Linked DNA regions of Homo sapiens: region 1 is linked to region 2. Evidence: read pairs that join two places in POLR2A ChIA-PET (ENCODE). Cell type or tissue: GM12878. All regions are shown on one strand.

What was found. ChIA-PET counts read pairs that join two places held together with the same protein. Peaks named below come from ENCODE experiments on the same cell type or tissue, not always from the same donor. Only the 100,000 strongest peaks of a DNase experiment are listed, where the experiment ranks them.
Region 1: POLR2A ChIA-PET joins it to region 2 with 14 read pairs; 2 of 35 experiments call an interaction of 5 or more read pairs at or near these places.

The regions. Positions count from the first base shown.
Region 1 is chr17:59,566,701-59,574,700 of GRCh38, forward strand. It overlaps DHX40 (DEAH-box helicase 40), which reads left to right. Exons shown (of 18, transcript NM_024612.5): 2 at 1-94; 3 at 3,818-3,963; 4 at 6,416-6,535; 5 at 7,040-7,267; 6 at 7,488-7,554. Among named protein-coding and RNA genes, the nearest start is that of DHX40, 5.1 kb to the left of the region's middle. In GM12878, no CTCF peak of the experiment used is centred here; no DNase peak of the experiment used is centred here; H3K4me3 peaks cover 32 bases; H3K27ac peaks cover 264 bases.
Region 2 is chr17:59,758,635-59,766,634 of GRCh38, forward strand. VMP1 (vacuole membrane protein 1) reads left to right here. Exons shown (of 12, transcript NM_030938.5): 6 at 6,337-6,504. Among named protein-coding and RNA genes, the nearest start is that of VMP1, 55 kb to the left of the region's middle. In GM12878, no CTCF peak of the experiment used is centred here; a DNase peak (open chromatin) is centred at 4,023; H3K27ac peaks cover 1,290 bases.

The sequences.
Region 1 (8,000 bases), 190 kb before region 2:
ATTCAAGCTGTGAGGGACAATTCATTCCTTATTGTTACTGGAAATACAGGAAGTGGTAAAACAACTCAACTCCCAAAATATCTATATGAAGCAGGTGATTTTTTTCTGTTGTAATAATTGGAAATATTTTAAAAATATCCTCTTTTTAAAGGCCAGTAGGACTTCTGTACTCCATGATTGCCCAGTATTTGCTTTATAGTCCCGCTTCTCTTGGCACACCCCCTTCCCCTATGTCTCCTTTGCTTCTTTATGGTCTATTTCAGGTTCAAGAATTAGTTGGGATGGCAAATTTTCCCATTTTTAATTACCATAATAATCTCAAATAGAATTACATCTAGATATTCCATTTTATAGAATAAAGTTGTCTAGCAGTAGACTATTAACCATTGGATACTGAAATAATTTTGAGGGGTAAGAGATATGTGATATCTGTTGCTGCCATTAGTACTTCTTGGTTCTTTCTCTAGAGCATTATCAGGTAAATATTTATCCCCTGACTTTGCCAGCGCAAGCCAACTAACAAATTACCTTTAAAATACGTTAAGTAAAGTTAATAGGAGGCCTTTGGTTTGGACTGATCCCCCGCACTAGACCCAACAGACCAAACCAAAATGGAGTTACTCATACTGAAGTTCCACGCCACCAAGTCTAGAAACTAAATTTTTCATCTACTGAGAAATCAGGAGAAAGAGATAATAGCCAAATCCCCAAACAGACCAGTTTTAGGAGCATCAAGAAGTTTCCTCTGCTTTAACTTTGACAAGAAAAGTAACTTTGAAATGAGCAATCTGCTTTTTGTTTTCTGTTTCTGCTTTCCTCAGCCCTTTTCTGTCTATACAATCAGCCTCCTCTGCTCAGCTCATTGGAACACTGATTCTATTTTATGAGACGATGGGTTGATGTGATTCCAGAGTTAGAATCACAAAAGCCAATTAAAAAGTTTTGGCTGGGCACAGTGGCTCACGCCTGTAATCCCAGCACTTTGGGAGCCCGAGGTGGGCGGATCATGAGGTCAGGAGATCGGGACCATCATGGCTAACACAGTGAAACCCTGTCTCTACTAAAAATAGAAAAAAAAAAAATTCGCCGGGCGTGGTGGTGGGCGCTTGTAGTCCCAGCTACTCGGGAGGCTGAGGCAGGAGAATGGCATGAATCTGGGAGGCGGAGCTTGCAGTGAGCCGAGATCGTGCCACTGTACTCCAGCCTGGGAGACAGAGTGAGACTCCGTCTCCAAAAAAAAAAAAATTTTTTAGGCCGGGCGCAGTGGCTCAAGCCTGTAATCCCAGCACTTTGGGAGGCCAGGGCAGGTGGATCATGAGGTCAGCAGTTCGAGACCAGCCTGGCCAACATGGTGAAACCCGTCTATACTAAAAATACAAAAATTAGGCGTGGTGGCGGGCGCCTATAATCCCAGCTACTTGGGAGGCTGAGGCGGGAGAATCACTTGAACCCAGGAGGCAGAGGTTGCAGTGAGCTGAGACCGTGCTGTTGCACTCCAGTCTGGGCAACAGAGTGAGACTCTGTGTCAAAAAAAATAAATAAAAATAAAATAAATTTGTTGTAATTTTGTTTTTTGACAAGTGTCATTCAGTATGACAGAACTTTCTGTCATAAGGTTTGTAAAGAGCAGTATTATATTGGATATGATTTGCCTTAAAAAATAACAAATGTATTATTCTAATGCTTCAATCTAAGGTGCCATCTATTAAGATATATCACTATTTTATGTGCAGTAATCCCTTCTTATCCTTGGGAGATGCCTTCTAAGACCACTCAATGCCTGAAACTGCCAATAATACCAAACCCTGCATATACTATGTGTTTTCCTATACATACATACATACTTTTGATAAAGTTTAGTTTATAAATTAGGCATAGTAAGAAATTAACAACAACAACAATAAAATAGAGCAGTTATGACAATATACTGTAGTAAAACTTTTGTAAATGTGGTCTCTCTCTGTCTCTCAAAGTACTGTAACATTTTTGGACCTCCACTGACTGTAGGTAACTGAAAAATTGGAAAGCAAAACCAAAGGTAAAGAGGGACTACTGTATTAGTAAGAATGGAAATGCGCCATCGATTTTAAGATGCAGCTCCATTCCCAAATATATTAAAATGGTATATGGAAGGTGCATATATATATATATATAAATATAGATATATATATTTATTTATTTTTTTGAGATGAGATCTTACTATGTCGCCCAGGCTGATCTCAAACTCCTGAGTTCAAGCAATCCTCCTACCTCAACCTTCTGAGTAGCCAGGCTCCTGAGTAGCTGGGATTACAGGTGTGTACCACTGCTCCCAGCAGAAAGGTGGCATATTTAAGTCCAGTTTTAGGCTGGGTGCAGTGGCTCATGCCTGTGATCCCAGCACATTGGGAGGCTGAGGCAGATGGATCACTTGAGGTCAGAAGTTTGCGACCAGCCTGGCCAACATGGTGAAACCCCATCTCTACTAAAAATACAAAATTAGCTGGGTGTGGTGGCGCGCACCTGTAATCCCAGTTACTCAGGCGGCTGAGGCAGGAGAATTGCTTGAACCCAGGAGGTAGAGGTTGCAGTGAGCCGAGATTGTGCCACTGCACTCCCGCCTGGGCAACAGAGCAAGACTCTATCTCAAAAATAAATAAATAAATAAATAAATAAATAAATAAATAAATCCAGTTTTACTCTTGTGGCAAAAGTAAATTTATTTTGGGAAGTGTGTGGAATTTTATGAATTCTTATGTTTCAAAATTCTTGGCTTACCTTTAGAGTAGATTTTTAGACAGAAAAAAACAGACAAAGCCTGAATTCTAATTTAAAAAATATATTTTTTACAAAAAAATTAGCTGGGCCTGGTGGCAAGCGCCTGTAATCCCAGCTGCTCAGGTGGCTGAGGCAGGAGAATCGCTTGAACCCAGGAAGTGAAAGTTGCAGTGAGCCGAGATCGCGCCACTGCATTCCAGCCTGGGCAACAGAGCAATACTCCGTCTCAAAAAAGAAAAAAATATATATATATCTATATATATATATAGATATATATATAATTTTTTCTTTCTTTTTTTTTGTTTTGGCTGGGCGTGGTGTCTCAAGCCTATAATCCCAGTACTTTGGGAGGCAGAGGCAAGTGGATCACCTGAGGTTGGGAGTACAAGACCAGCCTGACCAACAGGGAAAAAACCCGTCTCTGCTAAAATACAAAATTAGCCCGGCATGGTGGCACATGCCTGTTATCCCAGCTACTCGGGAGGCTGAGGCAGGAGAGTTGCTTGAACCTGGGACGCAGAGGTTGCGGTGAGCCGAGATTGCGCCATTGCACTACAGCCTAGGCAACAAGAGCAAAACTCTGTCTAAATATATATAATATACATTATATTATAATGTATATTTATATATAATATATAGTATATATTATAATATATTATAATGTATATTTATATATAATATATTATAAATTATATAATACATATAATATGTTATATATTAATATATATAATATATAATATATTATAATATATATTATATATTAAATATATATTAGTATATAATATATATAATATATAAATATATATAATATAAACTGGATTTATATTATATATATTTATATATTATATATATAATATATTTTTGCATGGTTATTAATATGTATTATTTTAAATTAATATTTAAATTTCCATGATGCAAACATAGCAGTGTGTTTTTAATTTGCGAGATATTCTTTTGGAAACATTCAAGCAGTTTTGTGTTGATTGGCCAAAAACAATTTAGCTCTAATAGGAAGACAATTGCTAACATTGTTGTGTTTCTTTATCTCTGGTTTTGATAGGGTTTTCACAACATGGTATGATTGGTGTAACTCAACCACGAAAAGTAGCTGCTATATCAGTTGCTCAGAGAGTAGCTGAAGAAATGAAATGCACTTTGGGATCCAAAGTAGGATACCAAGTTCGTTTTGATGATTGCAGTTCTAAGGTACAAAAGTCTTGTTGGTATTTGTTTCTTTTCTTTTATGGGACAGGGTCTTGCTCTGTCGCCCAGCCTGGAGTGCGTGGCGCAATCATGGCTCTCTGTAGCCTCTACCTTCTGGGCTCAAGTGATCTCCTACCTCAGCCCCTTGGGTAGCTGGGACTACAGGAGCATGCCACCATGCCCAGCTAATGTTATAAACTTAACAGAAAGAGTGGAGAGAGTTCTGAAAGATTTTTAACTTCAAAGTTCAATATATATTTTAAAGAATTTATTTTTGTTGTTCATTGTTAATGCTTTAGCTCTCAAGTGTCTGATGTTCATCCCATTTTCTCCTTCCTTAGTTTATAAATGACAGTTTATTTTCTTAGGATTCTCTTATTTATGTTTTTTAACTGTAAGGATTCTTGACATGTAGGTTTTTAAAATGTTTTATTGTAGTAAAATATATATAACTTAAAATCGACCATTTTACTATTTTGGTATACAATTCAGTGCCATTAAGTATGTTCACAATGGGCTGGGCTCGATGGCTCACGTCTGTAATCCCATCACTTTGGGAGGCCGAGGCGGGTGGATCACCTGAGGTCAGGAGTTCGAGACCAGCCTGACCAACATGGAGAAACCCTGTCTCTTTTAAAAATACAAAATTAGCTGGGCACGGTGGTGCATGCCTGTAATCCCAGCTACTCAGGAGGCTGAGGCAGGAAAATGGCTTGAACCCGGGAGGCGGAGGTTGCGGTGAGCTGAGATCGCGCCACTGCACTCCAGCCTGGGCAACAAGAGCAAAACTCCACCTCAAAAAAAAAAAAAAAATGTGTTCACAATGTTGGGTAACCATCACCATTTCTACTTTCAGAACTTTTTTTATCATCCCAAACAGAAACTCTTATAGATTAAAACCCCCATTTCTCCCTCCCCCTAGCCTCTGGTAACTTCTTTTTTTTTTTTGAGACGAAGTCTCACACCATTGCCCGGGCTGGAGTGCAGTGGCGCAACCTCCACTCCCTGCAACCTCTGCCTCCCAGGTTCTAGTGATTCTCCTGCCTCAGCCTCCCAAGTAGCTGGGTTTACAGGCTCCTGCCACCACGCCCAGCTAATTTTTTGTATTTTTAGTAGAGATGGGGTTGGTCTCAAATTCCTGACCTTGTGATCTGCCCACCTCGGCCTCCCAAAGTGCTGGGATTACAGGGTAAACCACCGCGCCCTGCTGTATCTTCTGTTCTACTTTCTGTCTCTACAAATTTGCCTACTCCGGGTACCTCATTCAAGTGGAATCACACAATATTTTGTACTTCGTGTCACTCTTATTTCACTGAGCATGTTTTCAGGTTGATTTATTTTATGTGTTTGTATTCTTGAAGTCAATGGAAAGCTGAATTAACAAAATCAGCCAATTAACAAAATCAGCAAGTGTTAAAGCATCTTCTATATTCATGGCACCAACAAATTTAAAATTTTCTTTTTAATAGTGAATATTATAATTTACATTCCCTGTGGATTTCTTAATCCTGTCCAGCTACAAAACGATCCCTGGTTTACATATGTTCCCTAATGGGAATGGCCATCAAATGTGGCACAAGATGACTCCCCAAAATACTATCTTTTTGCCTTCCTAGTGGTCACTGTTTTTTCTTTCTTCTTTCCCTTGTTTTATGGATGTCGTTGCTGTTATTCCTACCCTTTGGACCTTTTTCTCACCCTGTTTTAATGCTTGTTGAGTAACACATTTTTATTTGGAGATAGTGTCTTACTAAGTCACCCAGGCTGGAGTGCAATGGCGTGATCTCAGCTCACTGCAATCTCCGCCTCTCAGGCTCAAGCAGTCCTCCCGTCTCAGCCTCCCAAGTAGCTGGGACTACAGGCGTGACCCACCACACCTGGCTAATTTTTATATGTTTATTAGAGATGTGGTTTTGCTATGTTGTCCAGGCTGGTCTCGAACTCCTGGACTCAAGTGATCCGCCCACCTCAGCAACCCAAAGTGCTGGGATTACAGGCGTGAGCTACCGTGTCTGACCTAAGTAACACATTTTTTAATAGAGAAGAGGAGAGAGTGGGTGGAAAGTATGCACCTACCATTTTCTCATTTCCCCCGAATCCTCTAAAATAGGGGCTGAGTCAGAAAGATAAATCTCATTTCACTGTTGTTTCCCACAACTTGCTTACCCAATGCCATTGCATCATCTTGCCACTTTCCTCTGACTTTATTGTATTTCCTTATTGGTGATTTTTGTTGCTTTGTCCAAGAATACCCAAGTGAGTTATTTGTCCCTTTTTCTGTATAGACAGCATGTTTTGTAACTTACCATCATTTTGTATACATAAGTTAGACTATTTTTATGTACCCTTTTGTTTAGTCAGAGTGGTTTGATCACTTAATGTTTGTACCTCTTGAGGAAAAATTTAGTTGGGAAAATAGTGGTGAATTCCTGTGACACTGCTGTTTGAACATTAGGAGACAGCAATCAAATATATGACTGATGGATGTTTACTGAAACATATTCTGGGAGACCCAAATCTTACCAAATTCAGTGTCATTATTTTGGATGAAGCCCATGAAAGAACTCTAACTACAGTGAGTATTTTAATTTATTATTATTTTTTTATTAGCAAGTAGTTTGTTTGGGTAGCTTTTTATTGTGTAGAGAATTGCCTCCTCTTACTTTTTAATTTAATTTAATTTTTTAGAGATGGAGTCTTGCTCCATCACCCAGGCTGGAGAGCAGTGGCACGATCATAGCTCACTGCACCCTTGAACTCCTGGGCTCAAGTGATCCTCCCATCTCAACCTCCTGAGTTGCTGGTACTGCAGACGTGCATCACCATGTCTGGCTAATTTTTAAGAATATTTTTTGTAGAGACAGTGTCTCGTTTTGTTTCCCTGGCAGGTCTCGACCTCCTGGCCTCCGACCTTGGCCTCCCAAAGTGCTGGGATTACAGGTGTGAGCCACTGCACCTGGCTCCTACTTATATTTTAATGTATTAAAATAGGAATTCCTTGGTTAGAATAGCAGTGTATCTAAAATAGTTTGGCTGTTAAGTGTACTTGTGACTTACTAGAAATTTACTTTTCTTTCAGGATATCTTATTTGGTTTATTGAAGAAGCTATTTCAGGAGAAGTCTCCTAATAGGAAGGAGCATTTAAAAGTGGTGGTAATGTCAGCAACTATGGAATTAGCCAAGCTCTCTGCATTCTTTGGAAATTGTCCAATATTTGATATACCTGGAAGGCTTTATCCAGTCAGAGAGAAATTCTGCAATTTGATTGGTCCACGAGACAGAGAAAATACTGCGTATATTCAAGCGGTATTACTTGGCATTCATTTAATGTCTTTTTTAAATATCTATGATTCTTACTAATTGGGTGGTTTGATAATTCATTTGTTCACTACTATTTTAATGACAGTCCTCACAGGTCCTAGAACTTTTAAGAACCAAATTTAATTTTTCTGTGGGGCAAGGGAAGTGGTGGTAAGGGAATGACTGTATTTCCACTAGCATATTATGCCTGCATTTCTTGCTTTAGATTGTGAAAGTCACCATGGATATCCATTTGAATGAAATGGCTGGAGACATCTTGGTTTTTCTGACTGGTGAGCATTCAGTATCAAGTTAAAAAACTTAAGTATTTGTAAGTAAGGAATGTGGCACCCAGATAGAGTGCTACCTCTGTTGGGAATTCTGTGCCCTTCTCAAGTGTTGCCCTAGCTTTTTCTGATTATCTGAATAATTTTAGGTAAAAGATAGATAAAAATTGTAAGCTAGCTGCCAAAGAGGATTATATATATTTATGTCAAAGACATATGTTTATGTCAAAGACATAATAGTATGTATATATATTTTATGTCAAAGACATAGTAGTATATGTCAAAGACGTAATAGTGTATATGTATATATACACACACATATATGTCAAATGTCAAAGACATCAGGCTCATTAGTAAATATATGTAAAACACACTGACCTTTTAATAGAAAGAAATTAAATAGTGAAATATTGTTTTTGTTGGTCTGTCTTAGATAGAAATGTAACCTGACT
Region 2 (8,000 bases):
GGCAACATAGGGGGACCCATCTCTAAAAATAACAAAAAAAAAATTATCTGGGCCAGGTGCGCCGGCTCACACCTGTAATGCCAGCACTTTGGGAGGTGTTGGTAGGAGGATCCCCTGAGCCTAGGAGTTTAAGCAACACAGGGAGACCTGTCTACAAATAATGAAAAAAAATTAGCTGGGCTGGGCACTCTGGCTTACACCTGTAATCCCAGCACTTTGAGAGACTGAGGTGGGTAGATCACTTGAGCCCAAGAGTTAGAGACCAGCCTGGGCAACAGGCAAAACCCCACCTCTACAAAAAATTAGCCAGGCGTGGTGGTGTACACCTGTAGTCCCAGCTACCCAGGAGGCTGAGGTGGGAAGATCACCAGAACTCTAGAGGTTGAGGCTGCAGTGAGCCAAGATCTTGCCACTGCACTCCAGTTTGGGTGATGGAATGAGAGACCCTGTCTCAACAACAACAACAACAAAATTAGTTGGTTGTGGTATCTTGCGCCAGCAGTCCCAGTTGGGTGGATCACCTGAGGTCAGGAGTTCAAAACCAGCCTGACCAACATGGTGAAACCACATCTCTACCAAAAATACAAAAATTAGCTGGGTGTGGTGGCGGGTGCCTGTAACCCCAGCTACTTGGGAGGCTGAGGCAGGAGAATTGCTTGAACCCCAGAGGCGAAGGTTGCAGTGAGCCAGGATCGTGCCATTGCACTCCAGCCTGGGCAACAGAGTGAGACTCTGTCTCAAAAAAAATAAAATAAAGAAATTTCTAGCTATAATTGGGGATTTGTTCATTTCTGTGTTCTGTCAGTTTTTGCTTTATGTATTTTCACACTCTGTTATTGGTTGTATACACATTTAGAATTGGTCTGACTTCCTGAGAATTAGACCTTTTATCATTTGTTCCTATGAATCTCTGTTAATATTCTTTGTCATTAAATCTACTTTGTCTAATATCAATTTAGCTACTTTATCTTTTTTATGGATTTTTTAAATGGTTTTTCTTTTCCCATTTCTTTACTCTTTCTTTTCTGGGTTCTTAATATTTAAAGTGGGTTTCTTATAGACAGCGTGTACTAATCCAGTGTGACAGTGTCTGCCTGAATTTATACATTTGGTCCATTTGCAATTAATGTAGTTATCAATATGATTGGGTTTAAGTCTACCCTCAAACTGTTTGTCATATCTAATTTTTCATTCCTTTTTCTTTTTTCTCTGCCTTCTTTTGGACTGAGGATTTTTTTGTTTTGTTTTGTTTTGTTTTGTTTTTTGGTGTTTTTTTTTTTTTTTTTTTTGGTATTGAATTTATTTGCTTGTTTGTTCTACTTCTTTTAAAATTTTTAGTGGTATAGCTAGGTGTAGTGATGCATGCCTGTGGTCCCAGCTACTCGGGAGGCTGAGGTAGAATCTCATGAGCCTGGGCAGTCAAGACTCCACTGAGCTGTGATCACACTACTGCCCTCCAGCCTGGGCAACAGGGTAGGACCCTTTCTCAAAAAAAAAAAAGAAAAAAAAAATTAGTGGTTGTCCTAAGGTTTGCAATATGCTCCATTAACTTACAGGGTGAACAATGAAGTATTGTTTTCTCATTTTGTATAAAATATAACAACCTTATAATAGTGTTCTTCATTTCCTCCTCCCATAATTTATAATTTATGCTTTAGTTGTCATACATTTTACTTCTTGTATATTTTACTTCCTCATATGTCGTAAATCCACAGTACTGTTTTGAAATATATTTTTTTGAAATATATTTTCCCTAGCTCCCAGATTCACAGGTATTTTTTTCTTTGACATTTTAAAGAAGTAATTCTGATGTCCTGTGGTTTGCATTATTTCTGATGAAAAGTCTGACCTATTTTTCCCTGTAGATGTTTTATTTTTATCTACTCTATTGTTTTTAAGACTTTTCCTCTTGTCATTGAATTATAGCAATTTCATTATGACATGATTGTGATGATTTTTAGCAGTTTGATTATGTTTTATTTTCTATTTTCTTTTTTCTTTTTTTGAGATGGCATCTTGCTCTGACGTCAGGCTGGAGTGCAGTGGCGCAATCTCGGCTCACTGCAATCTCCGCCTCCCGGATTCAAGCCATTCCCCTGCCTCAGCCTCCCGAGTAGCTGGGATTACAGGTGCGCACCACCATACCCAGCTAATTTTTGTATTTTTAGTAGGGATGGGGTTTCACCATGTTAGCCAGGATGGTCTCAATCTCCTGACCTCATGATCCACCCACCTTGGCCTCCCAAAGCGCTGGGATTACAGGCGTGAGCCACCATGCCCGGCCTATATGTTTTCTTTTCTTTTCTTTTTTGTGCTGGCATGCAGTGTTGAGATCTCAGCTCACCGCACCCTCTGCCTCCTGGGTTCAAGCGATTCTCCTGCCCCAGCCTCCCCAGTAGCTGGGATTATAGGCACTTGCCACCATGCCCGGCTAATTTTTTGTATTTTTAGTAGAGACAGGTTTCACCATGTTGGCCAGGCTAGTCTCGAACTCCTGACCTCATGATCCACCCACCTTGGCCTCCCAAAGTGCTGGGATTACAGGCGTGAGCCACCGCACCCAGCCCATGTGTTTTATTTTCTTTGTGTCGATCCTGACTGGATTTGTTCAGTTTCTTAAGTCTGTGGATTGATACTTTTCATCAAATCTGGGTCTGTTTCTATTGAGCAATATTTCTTTTGGTTATGAGTTATAATTTGCTGCTTCGCATATCTAGTAATATTATATTGAGTGCTAGTAATTTTTAATTGAATGCTAGATATGTAGTATTAAATTGTTGATTGTATGGATTTTGTCTTCCACTATAGAACATTGATGTGGGGGGAGGGTGAAGGGGACAATTAAGTTACCTGTGGATCAGCTTGATCTTTTTAAGACTTGTTTTAAACCCTGTTAGGGTCAGACTAGAGTAGCTTTCACCTTAGGACCAGAAGGAAAGGTCGTACCTACCCAGGCATGACCTTTCTGGGTTGAATGCTGAGTCTCTCTACTCTAGCTGGTTGATCACAAATGTTTCCCAGGCCTGTGTGAACTCTGGGAATTGGTCAGTTTACAAATCCCCAGTAATTATTCTTTTCCCAGTAGTTCTTGTAGTTCTTTGCCTGGACTTGTGGTCTCACCTTAGCATGCAATGCAGCTTTGTGTGCCAGAGTCTGAAGGGGACCCCTGTGCAGATTTCTAGAGTTCCTTCTCTGTGTAGCTTTCTCTTTTCTGGTATACTGCCTCATAAATTCTGACTGCCTCAGCCTTCTTGAATCCTGAACTCGTGAACCCCAATCTCATTCTCAACTCGGCAGGAGCAACATGCTTTGTTTGGGCTCTTGCTCTTTTGACCATGGAATTTTTGGCAGGCATGGAATGTGTCTACAGACAAGAAGCCAGAGTCAATGTATGGTTTCTTCATTTTTATCCCTTCTCTTAGTAATCAAAGCCCTGTACTGCCTGTAGTACAATGTCTAAAAAGAATTGTCCCATATATTTTGTCCAGTTTTCTAATTGTTTGCTATAGAAATGAAAGTCTAGTATCCGTTACTTCATCCGCCGTGAGACAGAAAACCTTCAGCCATAGACCAGGATCCCTAACCCATGCTCCCACAAGAGTTGGAACCTGCTGCTCAGTAAATATATAAATTTTATATCCTGTGGCAGGTTTTATCCAGTTAGGCTTTTCAATTAATACTATAGCTGTTTGGGTCTTTACCCTCTTGTTTCTTTGTTTAGTATGGTTAAAAATGTGACTCATATTTGCTACATTGTAGTGAGACTTGTAGTTTTTAGAAAATATACTTTAAAAGTAGTTTGAATTATGTGTAACTTTTAAAACTTTTAATCAAAAATTTTTTTATTTGAATTTTTCATATAAACATATTTTTTCATTCAAATCGGTTATATTTAAAAACCATTAAGCTAAAATGTTGAATAGAACTTGTGAGGTTTCCTATCACTTAATATAGTTTAAACTATGAACAAAGGACAAGAAACTGAGTTGTTAATGTTCATTTTGTCTGGGAACCACCACATCTGCCTCAAAGGCTGAGTAATCATGACTTACTAGTGTGGTTATGGAAAATATATGTCAGTTTAGTTGAGTGAATGAACAGACTTCTTTAGAAGAAAGAATTCTCAAATCAGAGACTTGAAAAAACATTCTCAAATCAGATTGTTGAAAATTTCCCTTTTCAGAATAACTAAAAATGAAAACTATAAAGAACTTTTATTTTATTGGATAATGTGTTTAATCTGTTAGGATACATTTTTTATATTTCTGGAATGCAAATATAGCTTTTTCTTTCCTATCTATCCCAGAAATCTCATTATTTTAGCTCCCAGAGCAATTTATTTTTGTTCACTTGAAATTCATTTCTAACTTTAGCTGTAGACTACCTGTAGCCAAAGAGGACAGTAACATGGGGACAGCATGGACAAACTCTTAAATTTTCTTCTTTTTCACTTATTGGCATTCATATGTCTCTTTTGTGTTTTCTAATAGTAAAGGTGGAAGTTACAGCTGATTTCTTCTTTTTTTTTTAATTATGTCTGATAGCTATAATTGTATGAGGAGAAATGTTTCACAAACTATGCAGTTATTCTGAATATCACAAACTTTGGGGTTTTTTTGTAGTATCACAAAATAATTCTTTTTTCCCCCAAGTGTGAAATCTCTTGTGTGCACCTGGCATTTAAAGAAATGATTGTAGATTTCATGGTTAATCATAAGTTTTCAAAAACCTAAGTAGTCAAAGTATTTTCAAAATCTTATATAATTATTTTAATACTTTAATATTTCTGCATTTCCAAGAATTAAAAGTCCCCAAAAAGAGGAACAAAGGCTAAAACTTCACATCGATTTTTTTGATCCAGAAAAAACTAATAATTAACTGATTCAGTTCCAAGGATTTCATTTTTTAGGTATTATTTTAACAGAAAATGCCGATTCTATTTAGAGATAAATATCACATATGTGTGAACAACTTTGTATATTAACATCAAACAAAATTTTATTATCTTGATAGTAGAATGTCTTAGTTTTATTTTTATCACTAGATTTTATGTACTTTGAACCACAGATTCTTTCATCAAGTGATCTTAAAATACTTTCTTATACACAGAGCCCACTTACTTTTCTGTGGGACTGTCTCATTTATGAAAAATCATTGGAGAAATCTTTAATAGAAACCTTCAGATTCAGAAATACTTGCACAATATAATTAGTAATAAAATCTCGTGTATATATATGTAAATAATTTTATTCTACAAATAAAGTATTTATCTTCATAATAGCTGATGGCTGCTAGTTACTGTATGCTAGAGGACATCTATCAACCTATGCTTAAGGGACCCAGGAATTTATATTTTAACCAACTCCCTAGTATGCAGACACCTCATCTTGTGCTTTTAGGAACCATTGTGTAAAACTCATTGATACTGGTTTCACAGTTACATTTTTGCTTTATGATCTCACTGGGAAAGGTTACATGAGGTGGTAGATCACCAGCTGTTTTTAAGTAAGGACGTAAAGTGATATTCTCAAATTGTGCCTAAAAGAACAGTGGCTCAGGAAGTTTTTTTTAATAAAAGGAATTATCTAACAAATGAGAAATATAGATAAATAAAATAAAAGTCAAGCAAGGAATTAGATCAGTGGTTGCCGGGGACTAGGACTTGAGGGAGGGAATTGGCCACAGAGGAACACAAGGGATTTTTTTTTATAAGGGATGGGGCCTTGTTCCGTTGTCCAGACTGGAGTGCAGTGGCACAATCATAGCCCACTACAGCCTCCAACACCTGGGCTCAAGCAATGCCTCCTACCTCCTGAGTAGCTGGGACTACAGGCACATGCCACAATGCATGGCTAATTTTTTAAATTTTTGTAGAGATGAGGTCTTGCTTTGTAGCCCAGGCTGGTCTTGAACTCCTGGCTTCAAGCAGTCATCCTGGCTCAGCCGCCCAAAGTGGTGGGAATACAGGCATGAGCTGCTGTGCCTGGCCAAGGGATCATTTTTGCAGTAATGGAAATGTTCTGTATCTTGATTGGTGTGGTTATATGGCTGAATATGTTCGTCAAAGCTAATTGAAATGTAGACCTCAAATAAGTGACTCATTATGTGTAAATTTTACCTCAATAAATCTGATTTTTTTTTAAGTCAACCAGGAAGAGATTCTGGGAAGGATTATTTTCTTCATATTACTAACTGCATCTTGAAATTATTTAGAATTATTTTTGTTCTTTGAAAGCTAAGATTTTTCTTACACAGTAATTAATATATTTTTAAAATAATGTGTATTGATAATTTTTTAATAGTTCTTATCAGAAGTTTCTTGTATTTGTTTTATAGGGTCCACATATAGCCTCAGTTACATTAGCTGCTTATGAATGCAATTCAGTTAATTTTCCCGAACCACCCTATCCTGATCAGATTATTTGTCCAGATGAAGAGGGCACTGAAGGAACCATTTCTTTGTGGAGTATCATCTCAAAAGTTAGGATTGAAGCCTGCATGTGGGTAAGATATGCATTTTCATATTTGTTTAAAACTAACCTCACCATCTTGATAGTGTGTGTACCTTATTGAAATGGAATCTAAACATATTCCTTGTCAGTAAATGATTCAGTCAGTAACCAGCTACCTACTTCCAAGGCAAAAGAAACCTTTTAGAGCATCTCCTATTCATGAATGGCATTGAGAAGAAAGGCATGAACCATATGTATCACAAAGCAACTGAGGCCAAGTAGACTCCAGCAGGGCAAGGGAGTACAGATGATGGAACCACAGTTGAGCCTTGAACCATGTGTGGGTTAGGGGTGCCAACCCCCTGTGCAGTAGGAAATCCACATATAACTTTTGACTCCCCAAAAACTTAACTGCTAATAGCCTACTGTTGAACGGAAGCCTTAATGATAAATAGTAGATTAACACATATTTTGTATGTGTTAATACAGTATTGTATACCATATTACAAAGAAAATTATAAGGGAAAGGAAATATATTTATTATTAATTAAGTGGAAACGGATCATCATTTCCACTCCATTTTCATGTTGAAGAGGCTGAGGCTGAGGAGGAGGCGGAGGGAAAGAAGGGGTTGGTCTTGCTGTCTTAGGGGTGGCACAGGCAAAGGAGGTGGAGGAGGTAGATGGGGAGCCATGAGAGGCACACCCATTATCACTTGTACTGGCACAGTTCAAATCCATGTTGTTCAAGGGTCAACTGTATACTACATTATAAAATTTGTTCTAGTATTTCTATACCTGATAAACTTTTAGAATTTATCTAAGAGTTATATAAAATATATATAAATATTAGATTGGTAATATATAGTTATATATAAATATTAGATTGGTAAATGTCATATGTCTTACTTTTTTTAATTTAAAATTTTACTTTTATTTATTTGGCAAATAAAAATTGTGTGTGTGTATATGTATGTATGCATTTATTTATTTATATATTTATTTACTGAGACAGGGCCTTGCTCTGTTGCCCAGGCTGGAGTGCAATGGCGCCATCTCGGCTCATTGCAGCTTCAACCTCCTGGGCTCAAGTGATCCTCCCGTATGTCTTACTTTTAGATTAAAATACTGTGCTCTGGCTGGGCCTGGTGGCCATCCCTGTAATCTCAGCACTTTGGGCGGCCAAGGCAGGCAGATCACTTGAGGCCAGGAGTTCGAGATCAGCCTGGTCAACATGGTGAAACCCTGCCTCTACTAAAAATACACAGATTAGCCGGGCGTGGTGGCGCATACCTGTCATCTCAGCTACTGGGGATGCTGAGGCATGAGAATTGCTTGAACCCAGGAAGTAGGGGTTGCAGTGAACCGAGACCCGCCACCGCTCTCCAGCCTGGGCTACAGAGCGAGACTACATCTCAACAACAACAAGAAAATATTATGTTCTTAGAGAACTCATTTCATTTTCTGAGTTATTATAATGCTAACTAAAGTAAGGTCAGACATTTCTTAATATAAACCAAGCCTTATTATAGTGAACGTATCAGGCTGT